2 separate regions of the Homo sapiens genome follow, and region 2 is linked to region 1. Evidence: chromatin loops called from intact Hi-C (ENCODE). Cell type or tissue: PC-3. All regions are shown on one strand. Each heading gives the region's core, and the rest is flanking DNA. Links, peaks and the distances in the headings are about the cores only. Region 1 holds the start of LOC102724446 (a long non-coding RNA gene). Region 2 holds the start of GCSAML-AS1 (GCSAML antisense RNA 1).

Region 1 (5,382 bases), core at 243-5,242:
AAAAAAGAGGACTTGAAAAAGACCTAGAGCAAAACCATGTTAATGGAAACCAGCTATGTGGGTCTGACAGTCAATGCTTTTGGTAAACTGTAATCTGTGGCCTATCTACAGGGAAGTGATTCTCCAAAAGAGCATTCAAGCAGCACAGATCACCCCAGCAGTGCTATCTGCTCCCTCCTCCTGAGCTTGCCAAGATTTGGGGGTTTTGCTTAGGCTTCCCCATTCCTCGATCCTAAAGCACTCCAAGCAAATAATGTTGGTACTGTTTATCCCTACATGCAATGTGCCATATGAAATCTTGAGAAAGTTGCCCATGTCAGTCTATTTTGTTTTTTAAAAAGGATGATTATAAAATAAAGTGAACATCTGAATCTCTGGCCAAGTGAACCTCAGCCTCCCTTATAAACCTCAATATGCTCATCTTCATTTACTACGAAGCAATAACTCTTCAAATTCTTAAGCAAATAATACAATATTCATTGCAATCTGGATCTCCCTACATGTCTTTCATTGATCAACTGTCAAGGACGTTAAGGAGATTCTCAAGACTCCTCAAAAGTTGGGGGCGTGTGTGTAAGGGGAGAGATTTGTGACCAATTAAAATGCAGGAAAGTTAAATAACATTTCCAACTTCCTGGTTTGAGGCACAAACACATTTGGTGTTGAAGGAAAAGGATCAGGAAGAAACAAAACTATAATTTATAGCTTAAGTATGGTCATGGGACAGGAAATAATGTGTGGCACTTACAAATTCCATGTCCAAGCCAGGAAAAGCAAAACAGAAACAAGGACCAAGAGGGTGGTAGTTAACCTAGAAAGACTGAGGACTAAGGAAGTCCCTACTGCTGACCGAGCCCATACCAAGCAAAACCAGCAAGTGACAAGCAGCTCTCAACCCCTTTGGCTTCCTGCCTACCCTGAGATATTCTTCCCAATAATTCAAATCTAAAAGGTTTTGAGCAGCATGGGAATTAAAAAAGAAAAGAAAAACCCACCTCTGTGAAAGAGTGGCTTATATACAGGTGATCGTTTTGGATGGCACACCTTAGCATTACTAAGTTAATGCATCAGAAAGGTCGCAAACCCATCCTCTGTAAATCGGGACAGAACTGTGCCCTCTACTTGTTTTCTGCCCGAGCTTCATTCTTGACTTCTGAAGTTAATTTTAATGGTTTAAGCCCTTCCTCTCTGTTTCCAAGAGTTTTGTTTAACTTTCTTTTATCCCCCACTCACACCCTGACAGATTATGGTATGAAATAACAAAAAGTCCATCGACTTTGAAATCAGATAGACCTGGGTTTAAATCAGATAGACCTGATGCTTCATCTCTGAATCTTATCTGTAAGCTTCTGCAAAATGGACTAGTAATAACTACTCCTGAAGTTCTTCTGAGTGTTAAATGAGATAATGTATGGAAACATATCATGTCTGTTGTAGTAGATATGCTACAGTGACACAGCACACCTACTCCAGGACAAATCATTCATGCCTCGGATAGTATCTGGAACAGTTAGCTACTTAACTGCAATCATCTTCTCAATACATTTACCAAAATACAGAAAAGTGCCATGCATCAGTTACTTGTGAAAATTCTATCTCCAGTCCCGATCTCTCTCCCTTGAGTTAGAGCCCTGGATTTGTGGCTACTTCGTGAATATTACTATCTACTAGTGACTTTAGAATTGGCTAGAATTCATTTTATGCCATTGCTATTAGAAATAGGAAAGCAGACCTCAACACATGAATTCATTTGGCCTTTGTTATATATACATAGACAGGATAGGAAGTAGGACTTAGGTCACCCACCTCTCTATTTCCTGTATTTCTCTAAGTGCTTCTTGATGTCTCTCCACCAGCTGGACCACATAGAAAAGCAAATTTATCACCACACTTCCTCCAAAATTAGCTCCCCCTCTGGACTTATTTCTGTTAATTGAACCTTAATTTTCCTGGTCTGATTCAGGACTTGCAATGTCCTTGGCAAGATTTTCTGCCTTCTTCTACACCCACCCACCAGTCCCTGCATCCATTTGTTACCAAACTACCATAATTTCGTCTTTCACAAAGTCTCCTGTCTATCCTTTCCTTTTAGTTTCACCTTGACAGCACACTCTAGAACCTCATTACCTCACACCAGGACAAAGGGGTCCTACCTAGACGCCCTTCCACCTGCCCATCTAATCCCAAACACTCTGTGCACACTGCCACTTTCACCATCCCATATCCACGCTTCGCAGAGACACCTGCAAAAACACTTGCAATGCAAGACTCAGCCACAACTGAGCCTCAGAGTGTGACATCTAGGGGACACCTTGACAAAGAACCACAGGAGAAACCAAAGAGGTGGGTAAAGAACCAGGAGAGAAGACTCCAGAGAAAGGTCAAGACCCGGGGGCAGGCACCAAAAAAAGAGATGAGAACGGCAAACTTTGCCCTTTCGCAGCCCAAAGTCCTCCAAGTAAATGTCAGAAGCCAGCAAATGCCTTGGGGAGCTGATACGGAGCCCTGACTCATCTCTGGAGGAGCAGAAGAGGTTAATCAGAAATCTGTGCAAGTAGAACAAGGGGTCGGAAGACTGATCTAGCTACACGGGAGGCCAAGGTGACGCGGAGGGACTCACTCACAGATGCTGAGGGCTCAGCAGGGTCCGCACGGGGTCTAAGGAACGCAGCACCGAAGCCATTCTGCGTTGCTCAAGCACTCCGCGGACACGCGCTCGGCTCTCACATCCTGGAGATGTTCGTTATCCCGGGAAGATGTTTATCAGAAGAGAATTTCAAACAGAATAAGTAACTTTTTAGTAAATGTCCTCAATTAAACTCCCGCCTTAAGGCAACTGTTGAATTTTCCCCAATGCTGGAGGATACATGTGATGACATGAAATGTTCCTATTTTCCAAAGTTTTCATCTACCAAGTCGTTCATGTACGGTTTAGCACCGTTAATATAAGTTCACTCCTCAAAGTAATAGGTTCTGTGACAGAAGATTCTTGGTCCTAAATTTCTGATTCAAAAATGGGAAAAAATTCCAAGATATAAAAGCTGTTCACCAGTATTCCGGTTAAATGTATAACATCATAGAACAATATGAGTGATCATTGAGTCACCTTTCCCAGATGTCTCACAGAAAACCTCCTCTGACTATAATGCCCATGGAAAATCATCTTAATTCCAGAAAGCGGGGGCTGACGGGACACTGTTGAGAGGGTGAGTCACGGAAAATCACGAATGGTGGCAGGCGCCCCGCCTCAGTTCCCCTCGGGAGAGGGCACCCGCCAGTGCGGACCGCCAAGGGGCGTCCAGGACAAGGGCGGTTGGGCTCCGCGGCCCCAGCGTCCGCCCAGCGCGCCCTCCCGCGCGGCCTCGTCCCAGCCTGGCCCAGGTTCCGAGTCCCCAGTCGCGGGCGTCGTGAGGCTCGAGCGAACCCCCAACAACCGCGCCTCGCCAGGGCCACCCCGCCGCTCTGCGAGGTTCCCGGCGGCCCAAGGGCGGGATCCTCAGGACGCAGGCGCGCGCCTCTGCCGCAGCCGGGGGAGGAGCGCGGCGGCAGCAGCGACCAGTAACCGTTAGTGGAGCAGCCCCGCCCCCACGGCCGCCAGGCCCGCTCCTCCCACTCCGCCTCCTGAGCTGGAAGCTGAGAGAACCCAGGGCCCGGGCTCCAACTTCCAAGCCTGTCGCAGAGCCTGGCAAGCTCCCTTCGGGGAAGACTAGACCGACGTGCCTTAACTATTAAGTTGAAAAAGCGAAGTAGTATAAAAAGGAGATAGAGTAATAAGTGCCAAAATACACTCTGATGCACTCGTCCCTTTTTCGTCTGTCTTCCAACTATTGTCATTTTTCCAGTCAGTTAATTTCTCCTCTGCTTTTCCTTCATTTTCCTGAGTTGTTCTTCGCTCTCTGCCTCTGCTTTTCCTTCATTTTCCTGAGTTGTTCTTCGCTCTCTGCCCCTCTCCCTCCTCCACTTTTCCCCTATGGCAGTGAATCAACTGTGTGACCCCAGCTGTCACAACTGCTGCTGAGAGGGTGTGGATAAGTCACAGCTCCCAGCTCACTTTCTCACCTGTACAGCTGGACTGACCACACCCTCCTCCCGGGGTTATTGTGGGGTGGAGCAAGTCACCGATCTGGGAGGTGCTCATTTATTCTTATCATAAAATGGGGATCCCCCGCTATGGGCTGGGCACTGGTATCAGGACCCAGGAGCACAGTTCCTGGGCTCAGGCATCGCATAACCTCATGGGAACAGCAACCAGAGAAGAATTTCATGAGGATGAGCTCCATGCACTATCCTCACTCCAGGCCTCTTCCTTTTCCTTCGCTTTTACTTTGCATCTTAATGCTCAAGGCTAATGCCAGAAAAAAAGGTGAAGTACGCAAAGGGTGTCTAGAGCATCTCAAACTTCTTTATCTCAACTTTACCTCCCTCTCGTGATGGGCTCTGCTCTTTTCTCCACCCCATCCCCAATTCTGTGAAGTTCAGCAAATGCTAACTGCACAGTCCTTGTGCAGGCACTCTACCAGGTGCTGAGAAATCAAATAGCATAATTTCAATATAAAAGTGAGAGTACTGAAATCAAGGGAACATATCTAAGTCATCTGTTGCTGCCAAATGCCCAGATACTGTTTTCCATCAACAGAACTTTCCTGGGCCTCCACCATGGCTTTATGCCCCAGCAGGACAGAGCTGCCCTCCTGGTTGATTTTACATTTCTAATGAAATCTTTTTTTTTTCTTTTCTGTCCCCATTGTTTATATTCCCAAGCACACTGCAGAGCTCAGTTCCCAGCCAGATCAAGCTGCCACGTGACCTTGTTGGTTCTTCTTCCCGCCTGGGCTCTGCTCCAGTTCCTCAACATCCTTCCTGCTCATGGGGAAGGTCTCACCCCAAAGTGGCCCTGGGATTCCGTCTTGCATATTTTCATATGTGTGTGTGTGTGTGTGTGTGTGTGTGTGTGTGTTTGCAAACTAAACTGATTCACTCCCACCTCTTTAGACCTCCTTTAGAAAGGAGAACGCAGACTGGGTGGCTGTGAGCAGCACTTACCATTCTCCATGGCCTTGGTAGGGCCCCTTGAGCCCTGCTTGCTTCTTCACACAGAAAGGAAACTAAAGAGCTTTCTTGGCAATCAGTAACTCTCCCAAGCATATTTGTGTTTTCACACAGGATTTTAATTTCTACCACTGTAGGAGGCACTAGGTTCATGTTCTGGAAAAGTTAGTCCCCATGCTGCCTCTGAAATTGTATCCACAAAGACAGTTGTTCATTTTAAGTGGCAATTAGGATGGTGAGGAATTCAAAACCATGCCTAACAATAAGAACAGTAATAATAATAACCCCAGCCATTAATTGAGCTTTTAGTAGGAATCAAACATTCTTATTTAA
Region 2 (5,382 bases), core at 190-5,189, 110 kb after region 1:
TCGCTGTGGCTCCCCCGCTCGGCCCAGGCCTTGAAGCCGCGGCGAACCTCTTCCTACCCTACCTCGGGGACCTGGTGGCAGCGGCGGCCTCCCCCAGCCTGGACCCCGCCGGCCGCGGGTCTCCCGGCCCAACCCCACCGACCCAGACCAAGACCGCGCCGAGCCGCCGGGACTCAGCGCCTTCGGGTGGCGGCGGTAAGCGGGGAGGAAACATGGCGCCGCCCAAATGCGCCCGGAGGCCGTTAGGCTGTGGAGGGCGAGGAAGGCGGTCCAGAGGCGGCCGGCAGGTCCACGTCCTGGGCGACCGCTCTGTCGCAGTTGGGCGAGACCTACCTAGTCCTGACGGGTCGTATTTCCAAGACATTTTCATATTCTATCCATTGTTTTGTGTGCATTTTATTACTTCTGTATATAGAGGTAACAACGCTAAGCTTTTTTGAGATGTCTGTTTCTTCTAGATGTTCTGAAGTACCTGATACATGTTAAAATTAGAGGTAGTAAAATGACACATTTTGTAAATAACTTTTTGTTAAAATTCATAGGAAATGTTATTTTGTGGGGGGGGGATGGCATGGTGTTTGTGGACTGGTTCAGGGAAGGAGGGGAAAAGGGAGGTGCAGAGAGCTCTAAGCCAGTGTGCTTACAGTGAGGCGAGATTCACCATTGTTTCTTATGATTGTGCATTTTGTTTTACTTATCTATGTATACAGTGTATCTAAAGGACAAACGAGTCCTAATTTACAACAGCTAGTCTTTCCAGATGTTAAAGAACTTCTATCAATAGAGTAACCTATCACTAGAGTTCACCTCTATCAATAGAGTAACCTCATTCTCTGCCTGATGATTCAAAGGCATGGGAAGACCAAAACCATGTGGCAGTTCCTGTTTTTGATTTTATTATATATATGTATATAATATGAAAGTAGTCATTAAAGTAGTCTTTCCTTTCGTACTAGGATCTTCCAATTCACTGTATTAGTCAGGGTTCTCCAGAGAAACAGAACCAAAAATATGTGTAAAAGAGAATACACACACACACACACACCCTGAGGGGGAGAGAGAGAAAAAAGAGTGAGAGAGATTGAGAGTTAAGAAATAGGCTCACACAATTTAGGGAACTGGCAAGTCTGAAATTTGCAGGGCAAGCCAGCAGGCTGTAAATTTTGACAGAGGTTGATGTTGCAGCTTGAGTTCAAAGTCTGGAGGCAAAATTCCCTCTTTTTGGAAGCAGGTCAGTCTTTTCTCTTAAGGCTTTCAACTGATGGGATGAGACCCACTCACATTATAAAGGGTAATCTGCTTTACTAAAAGTCTACTGATTTAAATGTTAATCGCATCAAAAAAAAAAAAAAAAAAAAAAAAAAACACCTTCACAGTAACACCGAGGCTTGTGTTTGAACAAAAACTGGGCACCATAGTCCAACCAAGTTGATATGTAAAATGAACCATCACACCAAACCCAAACTTTCAGTGAAGTGAAGCAACATTCTTCAACTGGATTATTATGCATCATGTACGAGACACTCTCATGTCTTGTTGGTTTCTGGACTCATGTATCAGGTTACGGTGACTGCAGGTTTAGGGCATACACTGCAGCCTGCAGGAAAGCAGTGCTTATTTACACAGTATTGTTTCTCAGCTTCAATAACTAAACCTTCAGCAGGCCATTCCATCATTCAATAAAGCCCATTCCATCATTCAGTCAAGCCCACTGCTTCTGAATATTGAGGTATGAAGTATGAATCATGAATTCCAAGGGCAATTCTATTGCCACACCCCTTTTGCTGTGAAATATGTTTCCTGGTTACAGGTGATATTGCAGGGGATGCCATGGTGATGATTAAGGCTTTGTTCACTATGTAAATGGTTCGGGCATGGAAGACAAAACTGTCCCCACAATATTATTCTGTCCCTATAAAGACTAACATTGCTTACTCTATGCTCAAAGGAGTCCAGAGTAATCACTATGCTACTAGTCCAGCCAGACGCCTGGAAATAGTGCCAAATCACATGCTAACCTTGGTGAGAGAAATGTCATAATGCTGAGCCCATTCATAGTTTCCATCCCTGCTTCCATGTTAAATTTCTCATAGGCTCAATGAGCAAGCCTGCTGGCAAAAGAGATTGACTGATTACCTACTAGATGAGTCATCTTATCTACCATACCACCAAGATCCATCTCTGCAGTGGATGCCCTCTCATGGGCATTTATGTCAGACAGATATCTTCATGATCTGTGCACTTTTCAGGAAATTCTTCAATGTCCTCTTCTCCAGATTTGCCTGCCATTAATTTTCCAGCCTTATTCTTCACAAATCTCTCAGCAAAATAATAACTTGTTATCCAATGCTCCTAAATCAGTGCATATCCAAACTTCTGTGCCTGTCTCCTTCTATAAAAAATTAACAACCAGCTAAACTGCCTGTAGTTTGACCACTGGGAAGTTTCCCTTCCTCACCATCTTTCAGCAACACCTGGAGGGGTACTGTGGTTTAATGCCATTTGCTTCTTTCTGTTGCTGGTGTATAATGCAGATTCATTTGTAAACTGGCCCATGCTTTTTCCTTCTTTAACAGTTGGCTAAACATGAAATATGGGTGAGATCATGCAGGATTTGTCCCTTTGTGTTTGGCTTATTTCACTTAACACAATGTCTTCTAGGTTCATGCATGTTGTGAAGACAGGATTTTGAACGCTCTCACCACAAAGAAATGACAAGTGTTTGAGGTAATGGATATGTTAATTACCTTGATTTGATCATTACACAAGTATACATGTATCAAAACATCATACTGCACCCCATAAGTGTGTACAATTGTTATTTGTGAATTAAAAACAAACTAAAATGAAATTTAAAAAATAATTATACAATTTTGGGGGCTTGGGGGTGGGGGAAGGGGAAGTAAAAAAGCAGACAGCAGGTACTCTAGGAGTCAGAGACACATGATAACATTATTATGAGTCAGGAAGGTAGGAAATCAAGTTACTGACATTTTTTACTCAGTTTAGAACCCAAAGACCGAAGAAACAGAAACAAATGGGGGAAATCATAACTTTTAAAGTATTAGATAAAATTTTTGAGAAAGTTAAATACTGCATGTTCTCATTCATCTGTGAAAGCTAAAAAAGGGTTGATCTCATAGAAATAAGTAGAACAGAGGATACTTGAGGCTGGGAATGGATAGCAGGGGTGGGGGAATGAGAAGAGATTTGTTAAAGGATACAAAATTACAGCTCCATTGGAGGAGTAAGTTCTAGTGTTCTATACCACTGCGGGATGACCATAACAATAATATATTCTGTATTTTCAAACAGCTAGAAGGAGGATATTGAATGTTCCCAGCACGAAGAAACGATAAATGTTTGAGATGATGGATATTCTAATCACACTTATCTGATCACTATACATTATGTGCTTCCAAACATCACTGTTTACCCCAGAAATATGTTCAATTATTATATGTCCACTAAAAGCTAAAATAAAAAAATTTTCAAACATTCAAGATCTGAAGAAAAACTTCAATCTGAATACTAAAAACTTTCCCTAACCTCTTGAAAAGACTAATTAAAAATCTCTGGAGTTTGGATGCACTGTAATTTTCATCTGCCAGTTCATGGCTTTGTTTAAGCTCAGTAGTCAAGTTGGTAGAACCTCCAGAGAAAGCAATGAGGAAGTGGCAGTAGGACCCTCTGGGACCCGTTACCCCAAATATCTGTCATCTTCTTGACCTCAAGGCTGGGTGTCAACTCAGGACAGGAGTGCAGGTCCTCATCAGTTTATGTGGGGATAGCAGACAACGCAGACCCTCCCAGAACCATGAGGACAGCACTGTGCTTTGCCCTGACCATCCATCAGCCCCTGTTTGGCACAGAGGAGAATGATGACCATAACTCACACTCTCCTCCAACTGCCTTAAATGCTCAGGCTGATTGGTCATGTGCTCACCCAACTGCTCCCTAAATGCTTAACAGAAAATGAAGACATCCTCTCCAGAACCCAAGGAAATACACTTGAAATGTGATTTGTACCTCAGATTGGCATCCAAGAACTGAAAGAAACACCAGGCATTCCACACAATTTCTGGCTCCACATCCAGTAGAACTATTGGAATCCTCCAACATAACCATCTTGAGGCAGTAAATCCTGAAAGAAAGTGAAAGAAGACCTTTCTAAATAGAGGGAAGTCCCATCTTACTTGGATTTAAGTTATAGTAAATGAAGAGGAAAATGCTAACATGCCATATTGGACACCACTTGTCTTTCGATGCCAGGTCCCTTTTCAGCCGAATATGTCAGAATTTTCTAGGCTCCATCTTTTCTTTTATTCCTCTTGCAGCAACCATAGGCTTTGATGGCTTCTCACAGGACAGAAAACCTGGATCATCCCAAACCTGCTCTGTGAACCCTCTACTTCATGTATGGGTTTCCTCCCATGCTGCACACTGTGAGGGTCATGCATCACCACAGCATGCACAGCTGAGAAATGTGGAGAGTGAAGGACCCAGGCCACATTGACTGTGGGGATGTAAGCCAGTGGAGACACACTTCCTGAAGTAAGATGCATTTCACAAAGCTCCCAGTTTCCAGAAGGATGGAGCACCAGTCACCCTTGGTCATGGCCAAACCCTCTTTGTCCTTGCCCTTTCCTGCTCTCTGGGATCACAGAACATGTGCACTGGACACAGCTTCTGCCTTGGAAACACCCAGACTAAGGTAATTTCTCACACACCAGTTTATCTTCCAGCTTCTGTCAGAACTTTAGGTCAGGTATTATGAGCCAGATAGAGTAAAAAATATAAACTTTAAAAATTATAATCACCCTCAACATGGCAAGCTTCTCATGGTAAGAAAGGAATGCAAGAATTCAGAAACTAACCCAGGGAATAGCAGGCTCAAGATTTCTTGGCAAATAAATTCACTTAATAGATCACAGATATTTTCTCATCTCAACACATGCTGTGCACAGGTATATTTCAAACCTAATCACCGTGGAATTTCTCATTTTCATTATTACAAACAAAGCTACAATAAGTTCATGTGTATTGAAATCCTTGCAAACTTGACTAGTAGCTCAAGATAAATTTTAGAATAAAAAATCAAATGGTATTCACATGTATATACTCTGAAGCATATATTTGGTCTTCAACAGGTTTCCAGGCATACAACTACTAAAATCCTTGGATTCCTTAAAGTGGTACTTGTATGTTAATGAGTTGACAAATGGCTAGTAGTCCCTACGTAGCTTCAGGATGGGAGCTGGGCACCTGAAAGACCAAGGCAGAATTAGAGAATTAAGATAGTCAGACCCAGCCCCCAACCTCCATGGAGGGAAGAAGGGATGAATGTTAAGCAGAACACCAATGGCCAGTGATTTAATCAGT

Evidence for each region. Hi-C counts contacts between places; a loop is a spot of excess contacts. Peaks named below come from ENCODE experiments on the same cell type or tissue, not always from the same donor. Only the 100,000 strongest peaks of a DNase experiment are listed, where the experiment ranks them.
Region 2: it touches region 1 in a loop (9-fold over the local background); 1 of 110 quality-filtered maps calls a loop at or near these places.

The regions. Positions count from the first base shown.
Region 1 is chr1:247,637,672-247,643,053 of GRCh38, reverse strand. LOC102724446 (a long non-coding RNA gene) reads left to right here and starts at 2,200. Exons shown (of 3, transcript NR_188589.1): 1 at 2,200-2,343. RefSeq lists a silencer at 3,191-3,389. In PC-3, for the core only: no CTCF peak of the experiment used is centred there; DNase peaks (open chromatin) are centred at 3,153 and 3,543; H3K4me3 peaks cover 1,752 bases; H3K27ac peaks cover 1,125 bases.
Region 2 is chr1:247,525,702-247,531,083 of GRCh38, reverse strand. It overlaps OR2C3 (olfactory receptor family 2 subfamily C member 3), which reads left to right. Exons shown (of 3, transcript NM_198074.6): 3 at 1-5,382. It overlaps GCSAML-AS1 (GCSAML antisense RNA 1), which reads left to right and starts at 280. Exons shown (of 4, transcript NR_027309.2): 1 at 280-494; 2 at 2,662-2,727; 3 at 4,338-4,714; 4 at 5,151-5,382. It also overlaps a transcript of GCSAML not described here. In PC-3, for the core only: a CTCF peak has its summit at 2,205; DNase peaks (open chromatin) are centred at 1,633 and 2,083; H3K4me3 peaks cover 899 bases; H3K27ac peaks cover 2,132 bases.